Regions from separate parts of the Homo sapiens genome. Here region 1 is linked to region 2. A link is an interaction called in ENCODE POLR2A ChIA-PET data of the cell type or tissue named here. Cell type or tissue: MCF 10A. All regions are shown on one strand. Each heading gives the region's core, and the rest is flanking DNA. Links, peaks and the distances in the headings are about the cores only.

The links. ChIA-PET counts read pairs that join two places held together with the same protein. Peaks named below come from ENCODE experiments on the same cell type or tissue, not always from the same donor. Only the 100,000 strongest peaks of a DNase experiment are listed, where the experiment ranks them.
Region 1: POLR2A ChIA-PET joins it to region 2 with 11 read pairs; 6 of 35 experiments call an interaction of 5 or more read pairs at or near these places.

What each region holds. Positions count from the first base shown.
Region 1 is chr10:3,717,384-3,723,898 of GRCh38, forward strand. The region is part of intron 1 of LOC105376360 (a long non-coding RNA gene); the gene reads left to right. Among named protein-coding and RNA genes, the nearest start is that of KLF6, 65 kb to the right of the region's middle. RefSeq lists an enhancer at 5,212-6,411. In MCF 10A, for the core only: no CTCF peak of the experiment used is centred there; a DNase peak (open chromatin) is centred at 3,318.
Region 2 is chr10:3,771,766-3,778,280 of GRCh38, forward strand. KLF6 (KLF transcription factor 6) reads right to left here. Exons shown (of 4, transcript NM_001300.6): 4 at 4,231-6,515. Among named protein-coding and RNA genes, the nearest start is that of KLF6, 10 kb to the right of the region's middle. RefSeq lists a silencer at 2,492-2,786. In MCF 10A, for the core only: no CTCF peak of the experiment used is centred there; DNase peaks (open chromatin) are centred at 3,696 and 4,696.

The DNA of each region.
Region 1 (6,515 bases), core at 1,991-4,490, 55 kb before region 2:
TTAGAAGCCAGGATAAGTATTTACGGTGGAGAACATGAGAGGTGGGATACACAGGGGAACGCCCGTGCCTGAACCTAAGAGGTGTGACTCTACCAAGTGGGAAAGGCAAGCACGCATCATGCCAGTGCAAAATTACAAACAGAGACGACCAGCCGTTGAAGTCAAGACACACACATGTTGTGGCACCAGCGTATGGGGGCCTGGGCTAGTCTGGGCTACCACAAGAGCAGCATTTTCCTGAGGTCTGCAGAGTCCGCCCTTCTTAAGCGACATGGGCCCCAGAGAACAGGGCAAGGGACCCTGCAGGAGGAGGCCCCCCAAGGAGCCGAGAGAAGGACCCGAGAAGGAACCGGGACCTGAGAAGGAAAGGCTAAGGGAGAGATGGACTGAGAGGGCGTGGGGCCTCATCGCCACGTTAAGGATTTGGGTCTTCATCAAAAGATCATTGAAAAGCCACCTAAGCAGTTTAGACACAAGAGGGACTGAATGTGTAAAAGGCCACTCCAGCTGCAAGCGCAGTATGGGATGAAAATGAGCGCCAGAAACAGATGAGAGAAGGTGAGGTTCCACCGCGAATGCAGCCATGGAGACAGAGAACAATGTACAGGGTACAGCTAGGGAGCAAGATCGGGGGAGTTAGCAATGGACTGTGTGGGGCTGGGGAGAAAAAAGAGGGAGGGAGGGAGGGAAGGAGGGAAGTGGGGAGGGAGGGAGGGCCGGGGATGACTGCCGGATTTCTGGCATGAACAACTGCGCAGACTTCACTGTTCTGGCTATGATGGAGGCCCCAGAGGAAGTGAGGCGAACCAGGGTCTCGGGAGGACGGAGCCAGGTCTTGCTCTGGACGGGCCAAGGCTGAAGGGCTTTGATGTCCCCAGGTGGAACTGTCCACTTGTTAGCTGGATATACTTTCCTGAAGCTCTGAGAAGAGGTCTGAGCTTTAAGAAAGAAATGTAGGAACTCCGTGTGCACAGATGGTCCTGAAGACACATGTGGGATCTCACCCTTACCACAGGTGCAGTGAGACAGCCGCTCCACCTCTTCAAGCCTCAAGGCCTCACCTGCAGGTAGCCACACGCAGGGCTGTGTGGAGGACCGAGTGAGATCATGCCTGTGAAGTGCCCAGGACTGTGCCTGATTCACAGCAAGGGTTCCATGTTGCCTATAATGAACATTATCTCTAGAGACCACAGACTCTGATGGGCCAGGAACACGGGTGAGCCTGAGACTAGGCGGACGCATGGAGCTGGGACAGCCAGAGAAGTTCCCCCAAGAAGTCAGAGGAAGGAAAGTCTGCTGATGCCTACTGGCTCCTCATCTATGTTCATTGTGTCATAGCTGCTCTCAGAGCCTTGTCCAACCTTTACCAACAACCTCATGCCATGGCCACTGTTGGGTCTGGTTTGCAGGTGAGGAGCTAGAGCTGGCATAAATTACCCAAATCCTACACACAGAGGGGCCAAACCCAGAGATTCAACCTTGTCCATTTGACCCCAAGTCTTGAGCTCTTGCTCTACATCCCCTTATTTCCCAAGGGAGTAGATTAAGAAGCAGCACCATGAGCTAAAGGCATGGATGCTAGAAAAGCTTCAGGTAAATTATCAGGGGATGGCCGACAAGGAAACCTATAGGAGCTTGGGGACAGGGAGGTCCAGGGAGGCTGGTTGGGTTCAGGGAGGCTGGTCCTCAGACAGATGGGAGCAGAGAAAGGGAGAGCCCTGTGGGGCAGGGGCCAGACTGATTACAAGACAGGGGCCCGGCAGGGAAAGGCAGGACCCTGGGGTGGAAGGAGGGGCCTGGACCTGGAGACAGGGGCTGTCATGTTGGCCTGGGGCCCGAGGGTGAGTGGAGGCTGGGCCAGCACGCTCCTCCACTCAGGGGCCTGTCCAGGGTCTGTGAGGTGTGAAAGGGCACCTGACAATGGGCGTCCAGGGACTGCAGAGAAGGGCCCAGGTCAGGCCTCAGGCTGCTGGTCACAAAAGGCCTCGTGTGACTCAGATGTCCGCTTGCTCCTGGACGGCTTTCTCAGGCTGGGAACGAAGCAGCTGGGCAGCTTCTAGTTCTACCTGCAGAGTCACTTTCTCGTGTGTTTGTTTCATGTCTTCTGAACGGCGGGAGCTGCGAGGGCTACTGGAAGTTGAGAAGTTATTCTGCTGGGACGTGGCCATGCCCGGGAACCAGTAGCTCCGTAACAGCACCTGAGCCTGCAGCCTGCCAAGCCCCTGGCGGGAGGAGGAGAGCCTTCAGGGATTCCCCAGGAAGCCACCTGAGCAGGACTAGGGTGGAAACATCGGAGAGTGAAGGAACAGCCTCTCTCTTGGGAGGAGTGTGATCAAGAGGAATGAGGAGAAGAATGAGGTCATGAATCCCAACACAGACAGGCAAGTACACAGGTCCAGAGCCAAAGAGACAGAGAGACAGAGAGAAAGAGAGCTGGCCCCAGTGTGAACAGACCTGAGCCAGTGCAGACGTATCCCTGGTTAAGGTATAGACAAATGCAGCCGGGCGCGGTGGCTCATGCCTATAATCCCAGCACTTTGGGAGGCCGAGGCAGGCGGATCACGAGGTCAGGAGATCGAGACCATCCTGGCTAACATGGTGAAACCCTGTCTCTACTAAAAATACAAAAAACTAGCCAGGCGTGGTGGCAGGTGCCTGTAGTCCCAGCTACTCGGGAGGCTGAGGCAGGAGAATGGCGTGAACCCAGGAGGCGGAGCTTGCAGTGAGCCGAGATGGCACCACTGCACTCCAGCCTGGGGGACAGAGCGACACTCGGACTCAAAAAAAAAAAAAAAAAAAAGAAAAGAAAATGTATAGACAAATGCTTATCACCAGAAGAAACTGAGATCTTTCATCTAAAATTCAGAATTCCAGGCATTTATAGTGATTTTTAAGAAAAAAAAAATTATTAAAATAGTGATTCATCCCCCAAACCAATTTATTATTCTTAATGTCATTAAAAACCACACACACACACAAAAAGACTGGAGACTCAGCCCAGGACAGTGAGCATAGTTAGAAAGAAAGCCACTTGAGCAGGACCGGGTAGAGGTTAACTTCCAACCACAGCTAAAGATGCCAGATTGTCATTCCAGTTCAGTAAAGCCCACCTCAAACTGTATTTATTGATTCATTTCACAATAATCTGCTACTGTATTCAACACTCTAAGGGAGTGAGGAGTTTACTTGATTCAGCGGTAAACGCAGAGCTCTGGTAGGAGGTATTAATACTACTTATCAGCAAAGGTTACTAGCTTGCAAAATGTTTGAATCATGTTACCACATGGTTACCAAAGCTGAGTTATGAAATGCCAGGGGCTGACTCTGGGTGCACAGCACTTACGTAAGTCACTCTGCACAGGGCGCTGGAGGAGAAGTTGAGTTCTATTACAGGAAGCAGAGGAAGTTTCAGCAGACAGTCACTTGCCAATTTGAACAGTCCAAACACATGGTCTTCCAGTTTACATGCCCAGTGGTTTCTAAATAATTCACATGTCAGCTGCACAGACACATTGATAGTGTCATGGGTTTTGATGGGTTGGCCCAAATCCCATCATGAGTACAGTTCCATGTTCCCCCTGAAACTGGCGACGAGAAGTCCTCCCGGGGGAAGGCAGACAAGGGCAGCAGTGGAGTTTTGGGGTTGAGACTGAGCCAGAAAGCAAAGTGCCACTTCTGCCCATATGATGGTGAGATTTTGGAAGATTCCAAGTCTGAGAGACTGGGTCATATTGAGAGAATCGTGGAAATCATTTGGAAACCGGGCAGTGGGGAGGGAAGGATAAAGCCGTCTTCCATTTAAAAGGGAAACAGATACAATCTGAATGTATCTCCCCGGTTTGTCTGCTAAGGAGAGACACTCTTGTCTGCCGATAAAGAGCTGAGAGCCTCAAGTAGGTCAAAAATAAAGAAAACAAATTGAAGGTGAGATTGATTCATGACACATGTGTTACAAGGTCTGGTGGGAGCCTCTACTTTTTCTGGAGGATAAAACCATCAAAGCACACTGCCCCCGTTTCATCACACCACTTGCGTATTATAGAGACACAATCAGTTCTCAAAATCCCTAATTTGGGCATTTTGTGCCTCAAAAATATTTGTTCCCTTAGTATTCAATGTGGCACCATAGTACGAGTGCAGGTGTTTTGAATTTACACCTATCCTAGCTTTCACTTCTGATCCAACTCATGGGTTTGGTACGTCTGCTTAGCAGTACAATTTCAACGACTAAAATTGTCCGTCTCTATTGACTATGAACCATGCAAAAGGACGACCACTGGATGGTTTTCACCACAGCTGTGGCCACAGTGGCTGGAGAGGTGGTCCACCCTAGAAGACCCTAGGAAATAGCAGGCTGATGACACTGAACACATCAGTTATGTGAAAGGTGTGCGTGCATGGTGAGCCAGGAGGCTCAGTCCTGGGAGCAAAAAGACATTATAATCTTTAAATCAGAAGTAATTCCAGGAGCTTTCAACTGATAAAGGGGCTATCTTATGACATGAATAAATAACTAGACATAGTAACAACAAAATGATATTTTTCTTACTCAGGTGATCATCTTCTTATTCAAACGTGTATGTCAGAACCTGACTTAGGGATGGGAAGTTAGAAAATAAAATGAGAAAAGTGGAAAGCTGATTTCCTGCAGCCTACTTCCATCATTAACTCTTGGAGGCTTGACAATCCTTGTTGGAAAGCAGTCACCCAGGCAGTAAACGCTGACTAATTGATGTGTTAATAAAAGTGGACATTGTGTAACATTCCTAATATGTTAATAGTGTGGTTTGCAAAACATTTTAAAATTACTTTAATGAAATATTTGATTAAACGTAGGTTTAATTTAAAATTTCACATTTTTAATCAAGGAGGATCAGTAATTAGCCTGGAGGCTTGAATCGAGAGCATATGTATAATTTCTGCAAATAAAGAGAGTGCACCAGTGTTCCTAGAGGGTCCTGTGTCATCGACCTGTGTATGTGTGAATAACTACACATTTTTGGTGCTGTGGGATTCACTGGTAATTGCATTGCAGACCAATTAAGAGAGTATTTATAGTCCAAATTAACCTGATAATCAAGAATCCCCATACAATATTGATCTCTCTTAAGAATTTTCTGAATGTAGGTAGGTGCTCTAACCAGCTTCTTGAAGAAGTGTTCAGAAGCCAGAATCAATGAATTCGGCGGTAATATTTCCCCCTAGAAACGTGGGCCATTTTCAATTTTTGCATGCGCAGAGTAAATGCTCAGCAAAAGATTAATTACTTGAGTATTTCATCGATATTCCTATAGACAGAAGGTATTTACGGAGGGCCTGAGCATGCATTCTGTAGAGTCCGATAGGTGGGATGTCTTCCCTCACCCATCACAAGGGTCATAGCAGAGACTCCTAGAACAAAAGACAGGTTAACAGGAGAAAAGCATAATAGGCATAATATTTAGTCCAAATTTTACATGACACGAGATCCTTCAGAAATGAAGAATCAAAGGCCCAGGGAAAACTGTGTCTTTTTACACTTAGGATGGATGGAAGCATGGACAGACATGTAGGAATGTGATGGGACAGAAGACTGTGATCTAATGGTGAGAGAGTGAGGGTAAGCCCAGCAAGACCCACCTGTTCCTGTTCTCCATGGCTTCTCCATTTGTGTTCCTTACCTCTCAGGAAGAGGGCAGGACTCCTCTGGAATGAGGGTCTCCGAGGAGGAAGAGAGACAGTGACCTTTCTAAGTTTCATGGCTGGTTTTGGGGAGAGGAATTCTAGTGCCCATGACCCACCTTAGGGAAGGGGAATTCTGTTTTCTATGACTCACTTTGGGGCAGAAAGAGGGCAGAGAGAGACATGAGGGCAGGAGAGGGTCGGAGAGACCTGGCGTAGGCGGCCTTCCCATTTCCTCCAGCTCAAAGCACTTGACATGCTCTGGCGCCATACTTTGGGGTCTTGTTTTCTGAGCCTCACAATTCTGAGAGATTCTGCACACGGGTCACCGAAGGTCATCCTCACAGACTCCCCTAAAGTGACCTATTATTATCACCATAACAGACATGGAACCTGGGACTCAGTCCTCAGGTGATTGTCCAGAATGGGGAGCGGGCCATTCTGGACAATCTGTACCATGGCCACAGAATGTAAACAGAAAACTCATTCATTCATTCACAACTCCAGACATTCTTCTTCAACATGGATCTTGGCAAAAAATGGGGTCTTCAATTCAGATTAAATAAAGGAAATGAAATACAATTATTTTTAAGTTATGAAGACATCTTAAATTTTTACTTAAGGCTAAAATGTCATTTTCTTATACAAGACATAAGCATTTGATGTTTGTCAAGTTCACAGTTAACTACTCAGGGGTACAGATTGCTTCTTGTTAAAGACACCACTGACTGAATATTTTAACCACTCGAATAGAAATTTCTACATTTTATCGGTGTCTGCCAAACCAAAATACCCCAACGGAATTCCTTTGAAATCTCTGGGAATGCATTATTGGAGTGGGTGTCGATACTAAC
Region 2 (6,515 bases), core at 2,432-4,931:
GTCCTTTGGGTATATACCCAGTAATGGGATGGCTGGGTCAAATGGTATTTCCAGTTCTAGATCCCTGAGGAGTCGCCACACTGACTTCCACAATGGTTGAACTAGTTTACAGTCCCACCAACAGTGTAAAAGTGTTCCTATTTCTCCACATCCTCTCCAGCACCTGTTGTTTCCTGACTTTTTAATGATTGCCATTCTAACTGGTGTGAGATGGTATCTCATTGTGGTTTTGATTTGCATTTCTCTGATGGCCAGTGATGATGGGCATTTTTTCATGTGTTTTTTCACTGCATAAATGTCTTCTTTTGAGAAGTGTCTGTTCATGTCCTTCGCCCACTTTTTGATGGGGCTGTTTGTTTCTTTCTTGTAAATTTGTTTGAGTTCATTGTAGATTCTGGATATTAGCCCTTTGTCAGATGAGTAGGTTGCGAAAATTTTCTCCCATTTTGTAGGTTGCCTGTTCACTCTGATGGTAGTTTCTTTTGCTGTGCAGAAGCTCTTTAGTTTAATTAGATCCCATTTGTCAATTTTAAAATCAATTCAAGATGGATTAAAGACTTAAACGTTAGACCTAAAACCATAAAAACCCTAGAAGAAAACCTAGGCATTACCATTCAGGACATAGGCATGGGCAAGGACTTCATGTCTAAAACACCAAAAGCAATGGCAACAAAAGAAATGGGGGACTTTCTAGTGGTCTCTTGCCCTACGCATCCTGGAGCAGCTCCTGTCTCCTATCTCCACCTTATGGCAGGGCACGATGGCCTTTGAATGCATGGCTTTGAAGTTTGGATCCTAAGCTGACTGTTTTAAATCGGTAGCTAACACTTAAGTTCTCTTTAATTTACATGAACTCAATTATTTGTATATTTGAATGTTGCTCAAAGGCAATTTACCATGAGGAGTTAGATTTAAAAAAAATAAAAATAAACCCCAGCAAACACACATATGTGTCATGGTAAGCCCACTTGATCTAGCTTCTGAACCTGAGAATAAATCACCTATTTGGGGAGGATAGCACATTGCACAAGGAAGGTGGGGATGATAGTGAAGGATTTTCCATTCCCATCTGAAAGGATTCAGAAGGCTGCATTCTACTGCAGCCCAAACTGCCCCACTTTCTTGTCTCCTCACCAACAGAAAAATGCCACCTGGGTCATGCCGCCTGGCTCTGGAGTGAGTTAACTGATAATGTCAGTGCATGTCATTAACTATCTTGCACATCTGGAAGCAGATCTTGCAGAACCAAATGAAATGTGGTAACGCGAAACTTAAGAAATCAAGGGGAGCGGCGCTGTGCTTGGTTGATACCTGCAAGTCACCCATAAATGTGCCTGTCGTCAACAAAGGGCAAATCTTGGAAAAATGGCGTGCAACCCTGTGTTCAGTTACCCATTAGCCAAGCCCTGGAGCTTCGAAAGAAGCTCGTTGTTTGTTCATGGCAGATCTGAATTGGGGCTCTTAGTTTAAAAAATAATTCCAGAGATCATGTGATCATTGACATATATATATATATATGTATATGTATATATATATTTGTATATGTATATATATATTTGTATATGTATATATATATTTGTATATGTATATATATATATTTGTATATGTATATATAAAATGTATATACATACATGTGTATTTGTGTGTATGTATGTACATTTTATATATACATACACATATATTTAAATACAAACACACACACACTTACAGTGTTTTGTACAGATCATGTAAAGGAAAGTAAATGCAACCTAGCAACTGCAGCTGAACGGGACTCGTAGGCCAATGGGCATTCTGGTTAAATCTGTCTTTTAAGATTCTGTGGTGATCGTGCCGCCTGGCGTGGCTTCTCTCAGGACATGTGGAACCCATATTTACTCTCCTCTTTGTCTCTTCATCCACAGACGTTTAGAGAATTCTCGTTAAAATTACTTAGAAACAGAAAGACCTTGTTATAAAATAAATCTAGTTAAACACACTTTGTTGTGGTCCTCATTTGCGTGATGCATGGGCCTCATTTTCGTCTCTCTGTATCTTAACTGTGTGCATTAGGTGATTCATGCCAATTAATGCAGGATGTCACATCTCCAATTGCTTTCTCTATCTTCTTAAACATTAAAAATAAATATGTGCCATCTGTCTCATATCTTGAAAGCAATTCAAAATGGTTACTTTTGTTTTCTCAGGATTACAGCACAATTTGTAGCTGGAGTGCTTCTGAATTGCGAGAAAGCCCTGTCTGCATTTCATACATGTAATGTCATATTATGGTGGCTGCTGCAGATCGAACAGCAAAGGTTGGGCGAGACAGCAGTGTGGGATGGTGACAAAAAGCACGGTCTTTCGCATCTAAGAGACCTGGACCAGTATGCTGAGCCTGCTGCTTCCTAGCTGTGACCTCAGGAAAGTTGTGTTGTCTCTCAGGGCCTCAGTTTTCCTCATCTGTGAAATAGATATAACATCTACTGCAGCGGTCTCCAGCCTTCTTGGCACCAGGGATTGGTTTCACGGAAGACAGGTTTTCCACGGACCAGGGATGGTGGGACTTGGGGGTGGAGAAGGGTAGGGATAGGTGGGGGTGGGAGACGGTTTGGGGATAAATCTGTTTCACCTTAGATCACCAGGCATTAGGCCATTATATTCCCATAAGGAGCATGCCACCTGGATGCCTCGCATGCACGGTTCACAATAGGGTGGTTCATGCTCCTTTGAGAAGCTAATGCCACCACTGATCTGGAACAGTATCGATCCGTGGCCTGGGGGTTGGGGTCCTGTAATCTACAGCACAAGAAGTAGGAAGCAGACACCATTATCTGCATCATCATGAAATTTTGCTAGGAAAGTAATTCCGTTTGGCAAGGATGGTTGTTTAAAAGTAGCTCCTGGTGGCATAATATTAACAGAAAAGAGGGGAGTTAGGTGTGAAAGCTGTGTTCTTTCTCCGTAGCAATTACAGCAGAAAAGGAAGACACTTTCCTCCGATTGCCTGTGTTGTCCTTTGAGCACTCAGGTCAACTTGGATAGGGAACGGGGCCGGTAAAGTGGGGACACTTGGGAGACTTTGGGTCCATTTACAGCTACAACAGCACTTTTCAAAAATGGTGATTTTAATTTAAAAAATGGTATGCTATAACGCAACAAATGTCTAAATAACTTAACTGTAATTAGACGGGCAAAGGGCAATCTGAGAAAGTCCTAGTTTCCATTTGAGCACAGTTTTCCTCAACAATTCTTTCATGTAGCACAAGAGAAAGCTTTCTCGAGCTGAGGCCAGCACTCTGAAGATGGCGAACGTGTAATTTGAAGTGCACCCTATACTTACACACCACAGAATTGTAGTGCTATCGAGAATGCTGGATCCACGTGACCTAGCCCTATTTTAGCAATAAGCAAACTGAGGGTCGGTGTAGCTCAGCAAATTGTCCAAAGCACACAGCTCGTTCAAGCTAGAACATTTCCTTTCTTCTTTTAGCTAGGTTTCAAAAAATTTGTTAAGCAGACTGAAATTTTTTATACTTCTATAAATACCCTAAGGTTGCAGCCGATTCCTTGCACGGCAGCGCTAACAGCCTTATTTGAACATAACTTAGCTGTCCTGCATAGTCTTTCCATGACAAAGTGGTCAAGTCTTAATAGTAGCCGCGAATGACTATCAAGACTTTAAATTTAGACTGTACATTCGGGGCAATCCAACCATGAGTCATGTTGACATGTGCTTGGGGATAGAACACGCCCACGAATCCCGGCAATAATGTCGTCTGCTCCCCACGTCCTGCCCTACCACAGCTCCCTCCAAACTGCTGACATTTTTACCACAGTTATAGAAAGAAAATTAATGAACATTCCTAGTCTGGGCACACATCTTAACATCCATCCCCTCTCCAATTATAAAATTAAAAGCAACCACTGTAAATTCCCCACGTTTAGCAAAATGAAGAGCTATGGAGAGGAGTGAGCGCTTAAGCCACCTCAAGTAGAATATCCTTGTTGTCACACTAAGAAGCTGGTTCCCACGGAAACACATTGATTTACCCCATTGCTACTGATTGGCTTAGTGTAATCTGAAAATGGACTCCTACAAGGATCAAATTGTCCTGGTCCACACAGTAAAGCAAAGCTGAGATTACTTGCTAAACATTGCTCTAAAAAACAAAAGGCTGCCTATTTTCAAACAAACTCTACATTTAATGTATCTTATTGGCCTTAAAAGAAAAAAAAGAGATGTAACTCCTCTGGCAGTGATGTCATCTTTTATTTTCTGCCCTCCTTGACTGAGAGTGGGCTGAGGTTGTGAGAACAGCCCTCTGGCCTGGAGTCCCTCTGCCTCCTCCACCCCTCCCAGACATGCCTCAGCCAGGTGTGTGGCAGGGCTGGCTGGGGAAGGTAGGCCCAGCTCTAGCTGCGGAACTGGAGCAGGCTGTGGAGGCACAGAAGTGGCAGGGAAACACTCAAGTTTGTCGTTGTGCAGGTGCCTCTGCAATGCATTCCCTGGCTTGAGCAATGGAAGATCAAACCGGCATGGTTCCCTACTGTGCCCACAGCCGGGGGGTTGTTTTTGTCAGTCCTTGGAGAAGAGTATTTGATGCATTCAGGGAGGGCAATGTCAGGCTCGCTGACATCCTCTCCAGCTCCCAGGACAGGCTGTGGAAAGAGGAAGGGGCTGAGGTCGGTGAGTTGTTCTCAGGGTTGCTCAATGAAGATTTGCCCCCAGGAGGAAGCCAGGGTGATGAATGCAGGAGGAATCTGTTCCAACAACCCCCTTCCCCCAAAAAAAACAACCAGACTCAAGATGCTGATAAGAATTCTTTTATGTTATTCCAATAAAAAATACATTCATACAGAAATATAACAATCTTGCAAAAAACAATTTCAAATAAAATCTTGTAAAACAAAATTTTACAAAAATCTTACAAAGATTCTTTAGATAACAGGGTGCTTCCAAAAAAAAAAAAAAAAGAAATTTCACTAATAGAAATTTTTTTTTAATTTCAAGCAAAAAGTTTCTGCTTGATTGAGGCTCAGTTATCACCTGAACAGAATGTACTTCTTTATGTACGTGCTAATTATGAAAATCACAGGCATTGACAGGTACGGTACCCAGCCCCACCCAGGCAAACAGCTCCGACATGTTTCGTAAGTGAGACAAGCCAGTGCAAGTTTTTTTTTTTCCTTTTTTTTTTTTTGTCTTTTGCTTACCTTCTTGCTTAATGGAATTGTTATGGCTAAGCACATAGAAGGCCAAAAAAGGAGTTTTCCAAACCCAGCAAATCAAGTGCTTGGATTCTGAACTGCCAAAAGAAAACTGCACTTCCCCTCTTAAGTAAAACGAAATGAGTTTCTTAGGTAAATGTATTCATCAGCCCAGATAAAAAAAAAACCAGTTATGTGAGCGTTAGTCACTGCTCATTTCCAGGAAGATCAAACAAAATACCAGCCCAGCCAGACTCACATGTGTGTATATATATATAAAGCAAAGAGCCACACCCACAAGCCAGCAGCTGGGTGAAATATCAGCTGTCCACGCCGTGGTATGCCAATTCGGGGAAATTACTCCTTGGAAAAACTGGAAGAATCTACTTGCTGGAAAAAATAGCTTCATCTGCATAAAAAGTGTTCTACAAAAGAATCCCTGTGGTTAGCTTACTCTTAGGTTAGATCTTCTAATAAGGCTGAAATTCAAAATCAAAACCTTAGTGTGTCCGAGTCCAGCCTGGGTTCCAGCATTCTGTTCAGGCCACTTCTGAACGGCCGAAGGTGCCCCATTCCAGACCTGCCCATTTGATGGACAGAGCAGACAGCCCGGAACAGATTCAAGCAAGAAAGTCCTCCGCACATCGTTAAATTAAAGATAAAGCCTCTATAAAAGTTAGGTTATGGTTTTCATTTTTACCTCCTTTATGGCCATTTTGAAATATTTCTTCACAGGCTGTGGAATTTTCTAGCTAAACATTCTAGTTTCTCCTTAAAAAAAATATTTATATATTATCTATATATATAATATATATATATACACACATACACATACTGTACACACAAATATACATACACAAGAATTCTGCCCACTTTTTTAAAAAAGTAGTATACTTTCTGTATTACCAACAGATAGCTAGACAGATATGTGAAACTTGTGCCTTTTAAGCAAATACATTAACATTGGGGGTTTTTTAATACTTCTGTATCTTTAATATGTGTGAAAATGTTACATATTAAATACAGCCGGTGTGTGATCTATACAATTGTTGTGCAAGGTCTATATGAAAGTCTCAAGGTGGCAGAATTGGTCAGATTTTTCCATTTTCCTGTTTTCCATTTTAACACTGACAGTCAAGTTGCCTAAAGTGTTGAACAAATACTGACATGTAAAGGGAGTTTCACTCTATGTCTTTGTGAAGGAGGACCTTAAAGAGATTTTTTTTCTGTATTATACGTTGATACAGTACACTGCCAGGTGAAACAAGAGCCTTAATAAAGCATGCATCGCCCACACCCCTGTATGAGACCCCCACAGAAGGGATCGC